Regions from separate parts of the Mus musculus genome. Here region 2 is linked to region 1. A link is a loop called in an ENCODE intact Hi-C map of the cell type or tissue named here. Cell type or tissue: left cerebral cortex. All regions are shown on one strand.

Region 1 (8,000 bases):
GTCACCTATGTGGGCTGCCATGTGGGTGTTGGGAATCAAACCCAGGTCCTCTGAAACAGCAACTGGGGCTTTTAGCTACAGAGCCATCCCTCCAACCCCAAGAAAATGCTCTTTAAACGACATAAAAAAAAACACCATTAATATTCCCAACAACCCACACCTTTATCTATCCCTTCCCTGCCTCTCCCCCCACTACCCTACTTCATACTCCTTCACTCACTACCCCTGCCCCAAGGCTTCCCTCCAACCTACGCTCACCTCCCAGCCTTTCTCCTCCTTCCGGGTTCCCTGCACCAACACTGAGTACATAGCTGAAACAGCTCAGGTCTTGGGTCCTCTAAACTCCTTCAACTCGGTCTCTCATGACTTCCTACCTGCCCCAAGCTCCTGAAAGACCCGGGTCTTATGTGTTTAGCCTGGAATATGTGTGAAAAATTAGGGAACTAGTAAAGAACTGGTGGGAGTACGTTCAGGGAGTAGGGATAGTAGACTACAGGATAGTAGACTACAGGTGAGGTTGCAGGAAGAGGGGGAGAATGTTGGAGACAGGAAGGCTCAAGCAGGTAGTGGTGTGATGGGGATCCAGGAACAGGGGGGTAGGGAAGGCTTAGCCAAATGAAGGGTTCATGAAGAAGCTACCTGGAAATCTGTCATTATTAAGTCAAGTTAGAAACGTAATAAAAGGCGATAGTGGATCACATGATATGAAAGACTAGGGGTGCAGAATACGGGGAGCTAGCCAGGCAGTGGTGGCACACGCCTTTAATCCCAGCACTTGGGAGGCAGAGGCAGGCGAATTTCTGAGTTCGAGGCCAGCCTGGTCTACAAAGTGAGTTCTAGGACAGCCAGGGCTATATGGAGAAACCCTGTCTCAAAAGTACCAAAAAAAAAAAAAAAAAAAAAAAAAACACCAAAAAACCAACCAAACAAACAAACAAAAAAACCCACCACCACCACCACCACCACCAAAAAAACAAAACCAAAACCAAAACCAAAACAAAAAACAACCAACCAACCAACCAAACCAAACCAAACCAAACCAAAACAGAAAAAGAAAAAAAAAAAAAAAGATGGCAGACAAGTGTAGGGAGTGGACGTGAGGGACGTGGTGATCTGGATTCCGTCTCATCAGGTGACCTCCTACTACTGTTAGCAGCTTCATAGGTGGTCACAGTATCACAGGTTCACTGTCTTTTATACCCTGTTCTCTTGCAGAGTCTCGAGCCTGTCTGAAGTCTGTAAGCAGTGTTTCTGGGACCCCTGGGGGAACATTTTTCATGCTGTGTGTCAGAATGCACAGCTCTTGGGCACCAGTGCTGTGTCACTCTATGGGTGTGTGGAGCCTCTGGCTCACTGAGGTTACAGTCTGCGAATGGAGTTCCCGGGAAGAGGTATGCCTGTCCTGGAAGGCCAGACAAGCTGAGGCTTCCATTCTGCCATGGGCTCTGCATGCAGTCAACTTGTATTTCTGTTTAAAGAGCTCTGGCAGAACATTCCCTGACTCCCCTAGCAAAGACACAGAGCGTATCACCAACATGCCATACCTGGAATTCCTGCATGGTATTCGGCCTCAATTTAAGCACAGATTCCTGTTTCATCTGAAGCCTGGCTGGCCCTCCTGGGAAAAGAGCTAGCCTATCTCTGGCCCTTGTCTATCTTACCTGCCTTTTGCCTCACTGCCAAGGCCTGTCCTTGCCAACCTGTAGTGCTAATTACTCTCTTATCAGATGGCTAAGAAGAGCCGTTTCTAGTTTCCTCCTTTTAGGAGCTATGCTTTTCAAGCTACACCGAAGACAAACACCATGTCTTGAAGTTCCAAGGCTAATAAGGGAAAAGCAACCCCATCTTCTTAGGCCATGGACCCTGCCCCAGATGCGCCAGCTCCCATTCCCAGAGAGCAGCTTATCTGCCCAGAATCCTCAGGTGTTTCTAGTTTGATTTCTATTGCTGTGACAAATACTATGGCCAAAAATAATAGGGAAGAAAGAATCTATTTGGCTTACACTTCCAGTTTATAGTTGGTCATTGAGGAAAGTTGGGGGAACCTGATAGAAGGCTCATTCACAGGCTGTGTTTCTGTTTCTTTAAAGAAAGATTAATTTGTTTGCATTGAGTGCATGTGTGTGTATGTGTGTTTATGTGTGTTTATATGTGTGTCTGTGTGTATATGTGTATATGTGTGTTTATATGTGTGTGTATGTGTGTTTATGTGTATGTGTGTTTGTATGTGTGTATATGTGTGTGTATGTGTGTATATGTGTGTTTATATGTGTGTGTATTTGTGTTTATATGTGTGTGTGTGTGACCACATAAGTGCCTGGTGACTGTAGAGGCCAGAAAAAGTCATCAGATCCCCTGAAGCTGGAGCTAAGGGCAGTTGTGAGATGTCCAGTAAGGGTCCTGGACACTAAACTCAGTCCTCTGTAAGAGTAGCAAGTAGCCTTAACCTCTGAGCCATGTCTTCAGTTCCTTAGTTAGCTGTCTTGTCACTCCCAGGGCCATCTGCCTAGGGGTGTAACTGTTTATAGTGGGCTGGGAATCCTGTATAAATTTGTAATTATGACAACCCCAGTCCCCAGATGTGCTCACAGGCCATTCTGATCTATGGAATTCCTCTATGGAGCCTTTCTTCTCAGATGAATTTAGCTTATGTCAAGCTGACAATCAAAGTGAATGAGGGCACCAGGAGTCAACCCCCTCTAGACTGGTGTGTTGAATAAAGATGCAGTATCGATACACCCAGAGAAACAGAAGCAGTAAAGCATCTATATGTACATGTTCAGTTGCCCCTTTGCTTCTGTGGCTCTGGAGTCAACAGACCATGGACCCGAAGTATTTGAAATAAATCATATTTGTATTGAACATGCACAGCCTGCTCTCCTTGCCGTTATCCTCTAAACGATTCAGTGTAAAAACTACTTAATAGCATTTACACTGTATTAGGTGTTGTATTACAGTACAAGACTATCTGATAGCATTCGCATTGCATTAGATAATTCAGAGATGAAGTTCATGGGAAGCAGGCACAGACCGCATGCAACCAACAGAAGGGACCTGAGCGTCTCTGGATTTGGGTAACCATATTGGTAGAGGGTCCTGGGACTAATTTCTCCTTCATATTGATGGATGGCTCTGTGTGGTTTGAGTGTGTGTGTGTGTCAAAATATTTTGAGAACTTGGCTTCCAAATTTGTCGGGGTGAGAGTCAGGGTGGACTCTAGGGAGGGCTGATCTTGCAGATGGAGTCTGGAGGCTACCCGGGAGGAGAATACTCTGCCTTGAGGCAGGACCTGCAGCTGTTCTTGCAGAAGACCAGGGTTCAGTTCCGCTCCCACATGGTAGCTCACAGCCATCCTTAACACCAGTCTCAGTACCGGTATCACACACCCTCCTCTGGCCTCTGCAGGCACCAGCCACACATACAGTGCCCATCCATACATGCAGCTAAGACGAGTCTCATGCACAGAAACCAAGAATAATTAACATATTATTATTATTATTATTATTATTATTATTAGATTGCAGAAGGTTCTGTAATGGCCTGTAGTCCTCACTAAGGGAAGGGTAACCATCCATAGCTTGTGCAGCAACTATATGACAGAAGTTTGTTTCAAGGCCTTGTGCCCAAGGGGCAGATCATCTTTTGGAGGAGGGTCGGACTCAATCATTCTACAGAGAGGAAAGGATACTTTTCAAAAAAAATACTTTACAGAGTTCTTGTTTTTCATTTGACAAACCCATGTCAGAAATAGTTCACAGCTTCAACAACACCCACTCCCCATTTCTGGGTGAATTTTTTGTTGTTGTAATTTAAAGCCTATTTATTATACCAACTTACTTTATAATATTTGATTTTATCTTATGTGTATTATTTTATTTAAGCTTTGGTTCAGTACTGTAAGTAAACACAAAACCTTCTTTACAGATAAAAAAAAAATCCCCAAAGTTTTGCCGTATTAACTTTCCTAAGCTCAAAAAGTTACGACCAGATTTCAGTCGTTTAACTTGAGAATCCACGTTTTGTTCGTGGCTACGCGAGGTTCGACGTTTATACCTCAGTATGAGACGGAACACACATTATTAAAGAGTTGCGTTTTATTTTCACCCTTGTTTTGTTTCACAGGTACTTAATGAAAGGGAGCAAATTGAATTTCGTTGGCAAGGCTGCAATATGTTATGAACTGTAGATGGTGCTGTTTACACACTTTTGTAATGGGAAACACCTCCTATGACCACCAGGGGGTGCTTGTTGCGCCGGAATAATTAGTTGCTACATCTTGAAGGACCAGGAAATGAAAGCCAGCATATTCCTTCCTCTGTACAGGCGCACACAGCTTCATCTCCCGGGACTCCAAACAGCTAGGTTCCTAAGCGCGTAGGTTTAGTCCACGAGGCACTTCTTACAGCCTGTGCTTGGCTCTCCTGCAGCAGCCAGTGGGAAGCGCAAGAGAGCCTTCATCCCTTCATTCCCTGGTCCTCTGAGGTATGTCTTTGATCCCACACACCCCAGTTCAAGATCATTTCACAATGGTATCATATCCTAGCTTCTTAGTCTTTTTCCATTCTCAGAGGTGAGAGAGGGTGCCAGACCTTGGAAAAGCAGGCATGAAGGGCGTTCCGAAGAAGCTAAGCACAATGAACAACGGGGGCGTCTCCACTCCACCCTGGGATTTGTCTGTCAGTGCAAGACTGCAGCTGAGATGCAGAGATGTAGCCTCTGAACACGCCATCCAGGGCTAGCATGAATTGCTCGCATTGTTTAGATAAACGTGGGATACAGTATGCTAAGCGAAGTAAATTAGCAACAGAAAGTCATAGCTTGCTTGAATCCACTTACCTCAGTGAGGTGTAGGCTGCACTGGCCTCAGTGGACGCTGGAAGCCTATGAAACGAAACGTAAAATTCAGGACATTTTCCCTAAAGCTGTCTTCCATCTGGGTCTGGGTGGAGATAGGCTGAGAGCATCCTCCTTTTTCAAGCCACTCTAGCTAGGAGCCAGGGAGTATGCAGGAGGCCCTCTATTTACCTCCATAGGTATGTGACCAGGAAGCTAATTTCCCAAGGGCAAGAGAAAAGAAGTGGGGGAAATTCTTCAAACAGGAATAGATGTGAACTGGGTCAGAGTAAGTCTGTTTGAATGCTAGAGAAGGATTGCTGAATGGAGAAGAGTCTACACAAGCGCTACCTTTTAAATAGGCTTATTGCAGTGTAACTGATATAAAAACTTGCACATAGTTCTGTGAGCTTGGACATTTGTTACATATGAACCATCTCTGCAGTCAAGGTAAATGCCACGTCCACCATCTCCCCAAGTTCCCTTATGCTTGTCATTTTTGTGTGTGTGATAAAAACACTAAGATGAGATCCACTCTTTTAACATGTTTTTGAGTGCACAGGACCATATCTTAAAACCTTAGGCATTACAGGTGGACAGATATCCAGCCCTTACCCATCTTCTGTAACTGTATACAACCTTACACTTGTTGGTAAGTCCCCACTTCCGTTTTCCAAAGGCTCCAGTGGCCACGATTTTATTTTCTGCTTTCACATGATGGACAGCCAGAGACACCTTCCATAAACCGAGTCCCATAGCCACTGTCCTCCATGGCTAAATCACATCGTATAGCAGACGTGTCACGCGTGATAGGATTTCTTTCCAGAATATACCTGTCCAGGTCTCTGCCCCTTTTGTAGAGAGATTGAAGAAGGGCAGGAAGGAGGAAAACGCAATAGTCACAGACTCGCTCTCTGACACCTTTTGAAGCATGTGTGGACCCTGACAACATCCTGGGCTATAGAGCCAGAAGAACAGAGTACTGGCAGGTAGCTTCAGTGCTCACTGGGGCTGCTTCTCAGTCATGGAGTGTGGGCAGGAAAGCCAACCCTGTAAGTTTGTTGAGAATACCTTACTGTACTGTACTATACTATACTATTCTGCTACAGAGTGGATATGGATATATACCTTCACTTCAAAGTCACATCTGTCCCATGCATCTGAAACTTATACTGTATGCACTTATTCTTCTGTCATCTGGCTAGATCTGCCTACAAATTCTCTTTTCCCCAAGGCTCGCTCACCTTAACATTTGTCTTTAGTACACAACTGAAGAGCAAAACCTAGCCCACAGCAGACACACCTCACTCCACGGGTATTTGCTGAGTGGGGTGGAGGGAGGATAAAAACGCACATCATTTCATATTTTTGAGCTGTATTGACATCTTATTAGAATAAAGCAATTGGTTTGACTCCTTTCTGTTTTACACACACACACACACACACACACACACACACACACACATGCACACACACGGTTGCTATTTAATAAAACCATCCCTCCTTTCCCTACCAGAAGTTCTACTGGCGTTGTGTGTTTCAAACACTCTTCGTCCCATCCTTCTTTTTCCCTCTTACTATTTTTGTCTGCCTTCTTCGTCTGGAGGCAGGGTTTAGTCATATGGTCCAGGCTTGTCTTGAACTCATGACCCCCCTGCATTACCTTCCCCAGTGCTGGGGTTATAGACACATCCCACCACACCTACCAACAGGTTGATTCTTGCAGAGTGGTGGATTCGGGTGACTTCGGTTGCATTTGTAGGTCTGAGATTCTGGTACCTCAAATATCTTCTTTTAAGTTAGCGCTGCAAAAAATGTCAAAACAAGCTTTCAGTGAGAAGGGACACAGACAGCGGGATACTTAACGTGGGGTGCTTAGCTTGCCTAGGTCACAGAGAGTTCTCTTGTCAAGTGGGTTCACAGCTTGCCTGGAGGTCCACCCCAACAAGCAATTCGAAAGCTCAGGCTTTCTGGTCTGGGGATATACTCCATGGGCACATGCACACTTCCTATCTGTCTCACACCTTTTTCCAATTCATGCAGTGGCAGAGGAAAACTTGTACTAACTTGTCAGTAACGGGGGTGGGTGGGGTGGGGGACACAGAGCTGAGCTCAGTGGCAGGCAGACTGTCCTCATGGTGGCTGGGCCATGAGAACAGACTTGGGTAGAGTGTCTTTCTTTTTGAAAGTAAGTGTCCGTGTTCTTCCCCTGAGATTTTTTGTCCCCATTACTTTTTACTCACAAGGGACAGCTTTCCCTCTGCAGCAGTCGGACACATGGCAGAGCATGGGCTGGAAGTTTACTGGGTTCAAATCCTGGCCTTGACTTTTGGCTGAGGCATGACATTAAGAAGTTCACTTTATGCCCGCAGTTAAATCACCTCTTTTGTAACACAGGTCACCTCAAGAGATGGTTGTGAAATGAGATAAGTGGCTCGGGTGCTTCCAACAGCACTTGGCAGTTTTAGGCAAGAGCTCAGCCATCAGGGAGTTGCTGGTCACCTCTGCTTCTCCTCTCCCAGCCTTTGATACAGTTTCTATTTATCTTAAGAGCATGGAGATCTACTGCTGTCACAGTGATACCCAGGGAGATACTGACCAAGATGAGGTATGGTCTCTGTTCTCAAGGATTTGTGATAAGATGTGGAGCCAGAGGCCAAATGCTTAAGCTAAAGAAGAAGGTAGACTGGGGCAGCATGGGATGCTACGTCAGCACCTTAGAGCATGGCGGGCAGCGGCCAGCTAGAGAAGGAAGGTACCGAGAAAAAGTCAGAACTTGATGTGCCACCAAAAGGAGGCGGGATGTGGAGGACAGATTTACGACTTTTCCACCCTGGCCCGCTTTTACTTCTGTGTCAATATGGCAAGCACAGCTTCTACCACTGAGCTCCAGGGTGTGTCTCATAGGTAGATCCTGTGTGAGCTTAGGCCATCACTACCCTTTTAACTGCAAGCAAAGAGGCCAAGGGTCAGGGGCTGTCTCATTCTACTGAGTAACTCTTGCCAGAGCAAATGTAGGATGGCTTCCCCTTCCCCAAGTCTGCAATGCCTCTTCTGTCCCATAGCTGCAGAGGACTTGAGTGAGGTTAAACTCCATTCCCCGGAGCTGGTCTTGCCTCTCCTCAGAAGTCTATGAAGTACAAGGCACTATACATATGCCAGCCTGA
Region 2 (8,000 bases), 350 kb after region 1:
AGAGAATTGTAAAACTTAAGAGGTGGTAAGTCACCAGCTCCTCTCGGGATACACTCTGACTCTGAGCAAGTTCCTTGAGGAGCTAGGTGTCCCTCAGTGTGTTCACCCTTCGAATGGGAGCAGGAGAGAGCCGTGGAAGTAACCGCTAAGAAAAGCCTGCTTGCCTCTGGCAGCGTTGATAATGACCACCATTTTCCCAGACCCTGATTTATGGTTCTCCATTAACATTCCAGGGCCCGATTCTCAAGTTCCCAATATGCTACAGGATTTGGTCTCCAAATAAAAGAGCTGAGATTTGGGGGAATCGGTACAGCCAGCTTCACGAAGCACTTGCGATCTACAACACATGTCTGGGCCTCCTTTAGCTTTTCACTGCTATGCCATCCAGTCTTTTTGATAAATGTGCCCAAGGACACCACCCCAAAGAACTCGTTTCTCGTGGACCCACCAGAGGATAAAATGTTCTCAATGCCACCTCCTAAGATAATCGTCCTGTCCAAAATGCCCCCTTTTAATTGGTTGACTGTCCCCTGGGTGTGACTGCACCCAGGGAGTTTATCCAGGGTGTGTAACCAAGATACAACAGTTTCCCTGATTTCTGAGAATCCTGACAAGAACAGTGATATAAAAAGTAAATTGAACTCTGTCAAAACATTAATGTGGCGCTGTGACTTTGCAATAGATAGATAGATAGATAGATAGATAGATAGATAGATAGATAGATCTTCCACTTGGGAAGATTGGAAGATTAACCTCCCGGCCCCTGCCAGCTCCAACACCGTGGGCAGACCTAAAGGACTGACACTAAAAAAAATCACAGATAGATTCAGTAGAACCATTCTGCCCAAGAGGGAAAAAGGAGCCAGACTATACAGATTCTACTGGAATAATGAAAAGTTGCATGTTATAAAAGTGTCCAAATATCTGTATTCTCTCCCCACAGACAAGCATGAGGAACTGTAAGATCACTCTAAGAACAAAAATTAATTATAATACTGTAGGTTTGTTTATCAATAATCTCACAGGAAAACCCTTAGGGTAAACTGTTGCATGCTTGTGTTTGTGAAACAAGTTACCGGCTTCCTCTGAACACTCCTCGAATGTAGAAACTCTGACTACTTCTAAAAGATCTAAACATAAGTCAAAGCTTCCAAAAATTAAAGTGCCCATGGCTTTGCAATCTAGCCCAGTGGGAGGAGCCAGTTTTATTCAATGACTTTGGAGTTACTGATGACCCAAAACAGACAACATCAGCATACCCCAAAAAGCTGTGCTGTATTTATAAAATAATAACGTGTACATCGTTTGGGTAAACTTTGAGTCACTGACACCATTCTACTATTCAAGACACGATTTCTGACTTCCAACTGGCAATCTGTTTTCATTCTGTATGAGGATTACTGTTATCAGATTTAAAGATAAGACGTACGAGTCACATACTCATTTAAGTTAAAAAAAAAATTATACCTCACTGAGGACGTGAGTGGTAAACTTTGTTTAAATGGAGGCTTACTTTAGTTTGTTGGGTATGTTTTTTTTTTAATTTAATGATGAAACTTTCCTTTAGTTTGACTTAAAAAGGATTCTCTTTCTCAGTATCAATTCTCTTTCTTGGATTTAGGAGAAACTACTGGGGGAGAAAAAAAAAACATTTAGAAGTCACTCTGTAAGAGTAAAACTGCTGTGTTTTCAATAAAGACCTGTTAAAATGAACAATACTTTTCTAATGATGAGTGTTCCACCAAGGGAGAATGTTTAGTAATGAATGACTGCCAGGTGATTATCTGACTAATGAAAAAGGTTTCCATTCCTCTGTTTACTTAAATACACACTCTACTGCCTGCGGAGATTTGATATCATGCATTGCCACTTGGATTACTAAATCTAGCAACACGGACTGCTTAATTAGGTGGAAGTCTTCTAAATGTGGCTTTTGTTCCGCCCTTATCCTTCATGCTTATTGAACACGCTGGTCAACAGTGGAGCAGATTGTGGAGAGATTTTTAGTCTTCATTTTCAACATTCTGCCTGACCGAGTTCACTTCTGTCACAGTTACTTAAGCTTGGTGGAGGTGTGCAAACTTTAAAAATGAGAAAATTGGTCACTTTAATTCCAGTGTAAGTTTCCACTTGTTTTGAATTTCTCCGACAGTGTTTCGGCCACCTAGGCTGCACATCTGTCTCTATCCAGAAAAATGCATTACTGTTTCGCTGTAGATACCAGCAACTCCAGTTTTATTATTTTTAATTAATTTTTAAAAGATTGTAGCTATCCTAGCTAAGGGTTTTTTGTTTTTTGTTTTGTTTTGTTTTGTTTTTTGACCCTGATTTGGACAGTTAAAAAGTACAAGACAGCTTTGAAAGCATAAAACCCCAGAGAAGTCTCTAATGGGCTTCCTATGATCTCATACACGCAAGGCTTTCTCTGTAACCGTAAACCCACTGTAGGCTTACGATCTGGAAGTATCAACTATTGTAGCCAGTTTTTATGAGTTTAATTCCACTAGCAAATCCTACTTTCTATATTTTAAGTCTCAACTACAGCAAATCAAGCACATTTTGAAAGAAACGATCCAGGGGGAAGAATGGAAAAAGAAGGCAAGAAAACCACCGCAAATAACCTCTCCTGCAGCAAACCAAGAACTTCTAGGAACACAGGACAAGCCTGCGACCATGTCAACTCACCTTTATTGCTCACAAAACTGCCTTTGAATCATTGCAGTGTGCCTGTTTTATTTCCCACCCAAGGTTCCATAAATCATGGAACTAGCCTGGACTGACTACGTGAAAACTTTCTGGGCCTTTTTCTCCCTCTCTTTTTCCAGCATGTTTTCTTGCATGACCCAACTCTGTGACTCCCACAAGCCATGGAAAGTGGCCTTAGAATTACATCAAAGCCCCTGAAAGGCAGCAGGTACTAAACAGGGCCCTGGGTCCCTCAGGAACTGAACCTATCTTCTGGGTAGCGAGACTCAACGGGGTACAATGAGAATTGTCACGGGGGGGGGTCCTCATTGGGATTTTATTGTTGTGGCAAATAAATGTTCTCAAAGAGAAGATTTAGCCTACTTCTCCAGCCCCAAACATTCACAGATGACTCATTGGAGACTCTACATATATAGCAGACAAAATGCCAGCAGGGTGGGCCTCTATCTTGTTTCTCAAATCTATTTAATGTATACCTTGATTATTTTCTTGTTTATAAAATTCAGTATTACAAGGCTTGTTGTGGGATATCAAGTCTAAAACTACCTTGCTGAAAGAAGTGAAATATTCATTTTATGGCCAAATGTAGGAGTAACTTGATTTGGGAAAAACCTCTCCCCATATTTATTATTTAGACTTAGTGACTAGCATGGCTGGACCGTGGGAGAGATGGAATTCCAAGTATTACATTTAGCAGCTTTTTATCCCCGAAGTTCAGAAAAGAAGTCTGGGAACCACTGCAGTGGGCACACACTTCCATTTTTCCAATTATAATTTCGTGAGTTTGTTTCATGGCAGTCATACAGCAAGCACAGAACCAAAGGCCCAAAGCACTTGTTTGCTCTCAGTGGAAAGCACAGTCAAGAACTTCCTTGAAAATATTTTCAACTGTTTTAGCTCCACCTAACTTTTTTGTAGCCTGATCCCCATCTGCCAGGGAACTTTGAAACCCAGAGCTTCTCTAAATGTACACCCTGTTTTAAATGTCTTTGGATTGATTTCCTACAGATCTACTTTTTCAATGTAATTACTAAATTCTCTGTTTCCTTCCTATTGGTCTAGTTTTTGTGGACAGAGGAAACCAGGTTTGAGGGTTTTTTTTTTTTTAAAAAAACTGTTACTAGTGTTGGTTTTAGTCACTTAAAACAAACAAGGGGTTTATCCTTTCTGCTTGTGTCAAAACTCAGCACAGCCCAAAACTACTTTCCTGAGGGCAATCATTTTAAGTAAAGTTTGATGTAGTCACAAGTTTATTTTGAAGCCCATGAAACCGATTTACCTGTAAAATTACAAAAGAGGCTGGGCAATCTAACTCTAGGTGAAAGATGAGACCACCAAATTAAAGTTGAAACTGACAAGCTCACTGCGTGAAACCGCCTAGGCACTGAATCTGTTCAAGTGTTTGAAGTTTCTCACTAAAACCCCCGGTAGTGCCAGGGAGAAGGACGCTTTCTCCAAGAAGCCAGGACAGTTATGCTACATTGGCGTCTCACTCCAAGGACCACTTGGTCTTAACTCATCTCCCATCCAGGGAGCAGTACCTGCCCAGGCCCGGTTGCAAACGCTTTTGAATGCCCACCACTGGCGGGCGAGTCTGTTCTTGCAAGGACGCAGGAAAAGAATCCTTTGGTCCCTCTGGCTCTCAGGTTGGAAAGCAGAGGCGACCGCACACGGGCAAAAGTACAGCAGCCCACTATATCGCCCAGCGGTTGTCTTACCGGTACAAGAGTGCAGGGGCTTGGGTCGCACCACCAGCGACGGGCACACAGAGTAGAGGGAAAGTTTCTCAAAGTAGTCGCAGGTCTCCTTGGAGAGGATCTCATCGATCATGAAAGTCTTGTAGCGCCGCCTGGCTGCTTTGAGCTGGCCGGGTGAGCTCAGCCTCAGTTCCGCGTGGCAGTGCATGGTGAGCCGGGACCAGAGCCTGGCGACCTGAGCGCGGCGAGCGCCTGGCCGTCCGGGACCGCAGGAGGTGGCTCGCTGGCTGGGGCCTGAGCCCCGCTCCTCGGCAGCCAGAGGGGCGGCGGGGCCCGGGGAGGCGCGCAAAGCAGAGAGGGCACGGGCGCGCCTGCTGCGTCTACACCCACCCGCCGAGCAGCATCTTTGACTACAGCCTTTTTGGGACACCGCAGCTGTCAATCAGCGCGCACTTCCTGCAGGGCCAGGTGCGGAGCGCGAGCCGAGGGGCGTCGGCCGCTACCCCGCCCCTGCGCGCCCGTGCGGCTGGGGTGCTGACCTGCGCACCCCGGGTCCGACCGCTCTTGCCCGCTGCCTCCCGCCGATCCGAGAGTCGAGCGCTCCCCAGGCGGCTCTATTTTAAGACACTCGCTCCGGTTCTCCTTTCCCCCTCCCCCAGCTCCAGGTGTGTGTACGGGTGTGTGCGCGCGCTCGTGTGTGTGTGTGCACGCGCAGGACTGCGGGCGCGCGCCTCCTTCTCCAGGGACTCAGGAGTCTAGCCGCCACTTTTCCGAGTCGCATCGCCCCTCTGTCCTCCCTTAGCGCCAGTCCTGCTAAAGGGGGCACCGCTCCCGCCCCTCCGCCCCCGCAACCCTATAGGCAGCTATGTCCACACCTCTTGCCATAAAGCAGTGGCATCTTCATCCAGAATCGCGAAGCTCCGGGCTCCAGAGCGCGCGCTTTCCGACGACCACCGAGCCTCACTTGTCCCCGCTGGGCCATTTCCCTAAACCACAGTGTCCTCTCTCAACCCAGCCCACAGCTCCGAAGCCCGCGCTGCAGCCGTGCGCTCCCGAGGTGGGGCATTTGCTCCAAGGTTGCAAACTTGATTGCCTCACTACGACCCCAAACTACAAATGAATTTAGCACACTCCGTTATCCCAATTATAAACTAGGGTAGTAATGTGGTGTGTGTGAGTGTGTGTTTAAATTCTGTTCATACAACGGTTTTCTTTTGCCAGAAAGGGCCAAAACAGCGGGATCGCGACGTGCCCGCGGCCCTTCCAAAGTTAGCCCAAATTCTGGCTTTTCCTAGTGCCCAATCCCGCTTTCCATTCCGGGGTATAACACACTTCTGGTATTGGGGGATGGTTTGCCTCTTTCTTCCTAGCGTCCTAATCTCAGAATCTGTTCCTACCAATGTCTGTACGAACTTTGTTCCTAACCACAATCCTTGCGTTAGAGCGTCCGGCCCGCACCTAAGCGCCTAGGACAGCTCCTGCTGTCAGTGACTCTTCCAGCCGGCCGGCCGGCCGTGGGAAACGACCTCCGGGTGCACTCCCAGCCCCCAAGACTGTGCCCCTGAAGTGGTGTGCGCAAGCTGGAAAAGAAACGGACAGCGGGGACACAGAATTTGGGACAAAACAGCCGATGGTGTTTGCCTGACGCTCGCACGGTGCGACTGATCCCGTGGCTACGCGCTCCGAGCATGGTTAGCCGCGGAAGCAAGTCGGGACGCGCACCTGGGCCGGTGGTTAAACTCGCTAAGGAACAAACTTGCTGAACTAATGATTAAACACTTAAAGAAAATAGGCATTAATAGACTGAATCATAGTCGAGCGTTTGCTGTGGGCATCAGCTCGTATTAATGATTTTTATTTCTCGTGTGTCTGCCTCTGCCTGATTTCTCTTTCCTTCTTAACTCTTGAGATTGCTTTTATTTCTGCTGTACCAGACATAGGTAGCCAGCACTGCAGCTAGGTACCCCAGAGGCTGAGGTCCTTGCCTTTATCCCTGGACTCTGTGGACTATCTGCTGTGGAGGACGGAGGGCCTAGGACCTGTCGGGGTGCGCCACCGGTCGCCTCGACCCGCTACGCGAGGAGCCAGGGGCCAGGGACCCAGCGCAACACTCGCTGCCGTGCTAATCCTGAGGCGCTGCTCTCTTGAGTCACCCGTACAGTGCCATGCCGCACCATAGGCAGCCACGAAGAAACTAAGTGCTTGGCGGGAATTGAGTCTGACGGAGGCGACAGGGAGACCGGCTTGCAGCGCTCGGAGCCCGGCATCCGAATGGCCTCAGGGCCGGAGCTTGAGCGTGCCGCTGCGCTTAGGCTAGCAGGTTCCGGAGTGGTCTCGCGAAGGCGTGCGCTCTGGGTCTCACTATCGGTAACCCTGTCTCTGTCCTGCACTCCTGTCCTTCAACCTTTTTTCTTTCTTTCTCTTGGCTCTTCCCTCTTTTTACCCCTCTCATTTCTCCCTTTCCCTCGTTGGTACTCGCCTTTGGGGCTTCTAAGTTTGGGCTCCTTTTTCTCTTTCCTTACTTCTGCCCTTCGTTCCGTTCTTCCCCCCATAATGCATGCTTGTTTCTTTTTCTTCTTCCCTTTCTTTCTCCCTCTCCACCTTTTCTCTCTCCAAACTCGAGTCAGGAGTGGCATTTGTGAACCCGTACCCAGGGAAGCTCTTAGACAGACCAAGTGCTTGAACTCCTAGCCCAGTCTGCAGGAATGGACTGGCCCCATGACAAGTCTTTCCAAGTGGGGCCTCATTCTGTCGTCTTACTGCTCCCTTCTTCCCATAGAGCCTCAGGCACAAAATTCACTTAAACCCTCCTGTCAATTTGGCTTGAAAGCTAGTGAATTTTGATAGCCAAAGAAGTAGAGAGCATCCCCCATCGGTGCCTTACAAACTTTCTCTCTCTTTTTTACCCCCCCCTACAAGGAAGGAAGGGGACTGGAAGAACAAATTCCCGCTGAAGGAAGGAATAAGCAGCCCTGAATCTTGGAGCCTAGAGTCTTTGGCTGTCTGGTATTCGTTCCCTAAACTGACCTTGGCTTTTCATTTCCAAACGGTAATCCTAATTTCTACTTCACAGGGTTGGCCTTTTACAAGCCTTGCCTTTAATTGGAATGCTCTGCCACCCCTCCCCTCTCTTCTTTGCCCAGAAAAACCAGAGACACATCCAAATACAACCTCCTCTCGAGCAGCCTCGTCTCATCCCTAAGCTTGTCCTTTACTGTTCCTGCCCCTATCCCAGCAGTTCTGTCAGTGTGCTCTTTGTTTATTTCACCCGATGGATAGTGAATTCCTGATGGCCGATGCCTTATTGAACATTATTCACCCCCTACCATCATATAGTGCCTGACACATGGTCGCTTCTCAGTGAATGTGCCATGAACACATGATTGTATGGAAGCTCTGGAAATAAAATTAAATAATGTGTTTGATGGGACATCAACTCTTAATTAGTTGTACTAAATTTGTCTTTCTCTTTAAATGAGTCTCTCCCCTTTCCTTGTTAATTTTGAGCTTTGAACAATGGCATGTAGCCCAATTTCTTTTATTTTCTTTTTTCCCCCCTTCAAGCTCCCCTTTTTTCACCCTCTCTGCGCCACACTT

What was found. Hi-C counts contacts between places; a loop is a spot of excess contacts. Peaks named below come from ENCODE experiments on the same cell type or tissue, not always from the same donor. Only the 100,000 strongest peaks of a DNase experiment are listed, where the experiment ranks them.
Region 2: it touches region 1 in a loop (5-fold over the local background); 37 of 42 quality-filtered maps call a loop at or near these places.

Annotation. Positions count from the first base shown.
Region 1 is chr9:31,555,428-31,563,427 of GRCm38, forward strand. It overlaps Gm31408 (a long non-coding RNA gene), which reads left to right and starts at 4,271. Exons shown (of 4, transcript XR_379214.3): 1 at 4,271-4,482. In left cerebral cortex, a CTCF peak has its summit at 4,218 (motif pointing right); DNase peaks (open chromatin) are centred at 4,272 and 4,649; H3K4me3 peaks cover 529 bases; H3K27ac peaks cover 746 bases.
Region 2 is chr9:31,908,481-31,916,480 of GRCm38, forward strand. It overlaps Barx2 (BarH-like homeobox 2), which reads right to left and starts at 4,805. Exons shown (of 4, transcript NM_013800.2): 1 at 4,425-4,805. The coding sequence starts at 4,611. Gm31497 (a long non-coding RNA gene) reads left to right here. Exons shown (of 3, transcript XR_379218.3): 3 at 2,533-2,718. In left cerebral cortex, a CTCF peak has its summit at 4,553; DNase peaks (open chromatin) are centred at 199, 4,567, 5,095, 5,349 and 2 more places; H3K4me3 peaks cover 2,822 bases.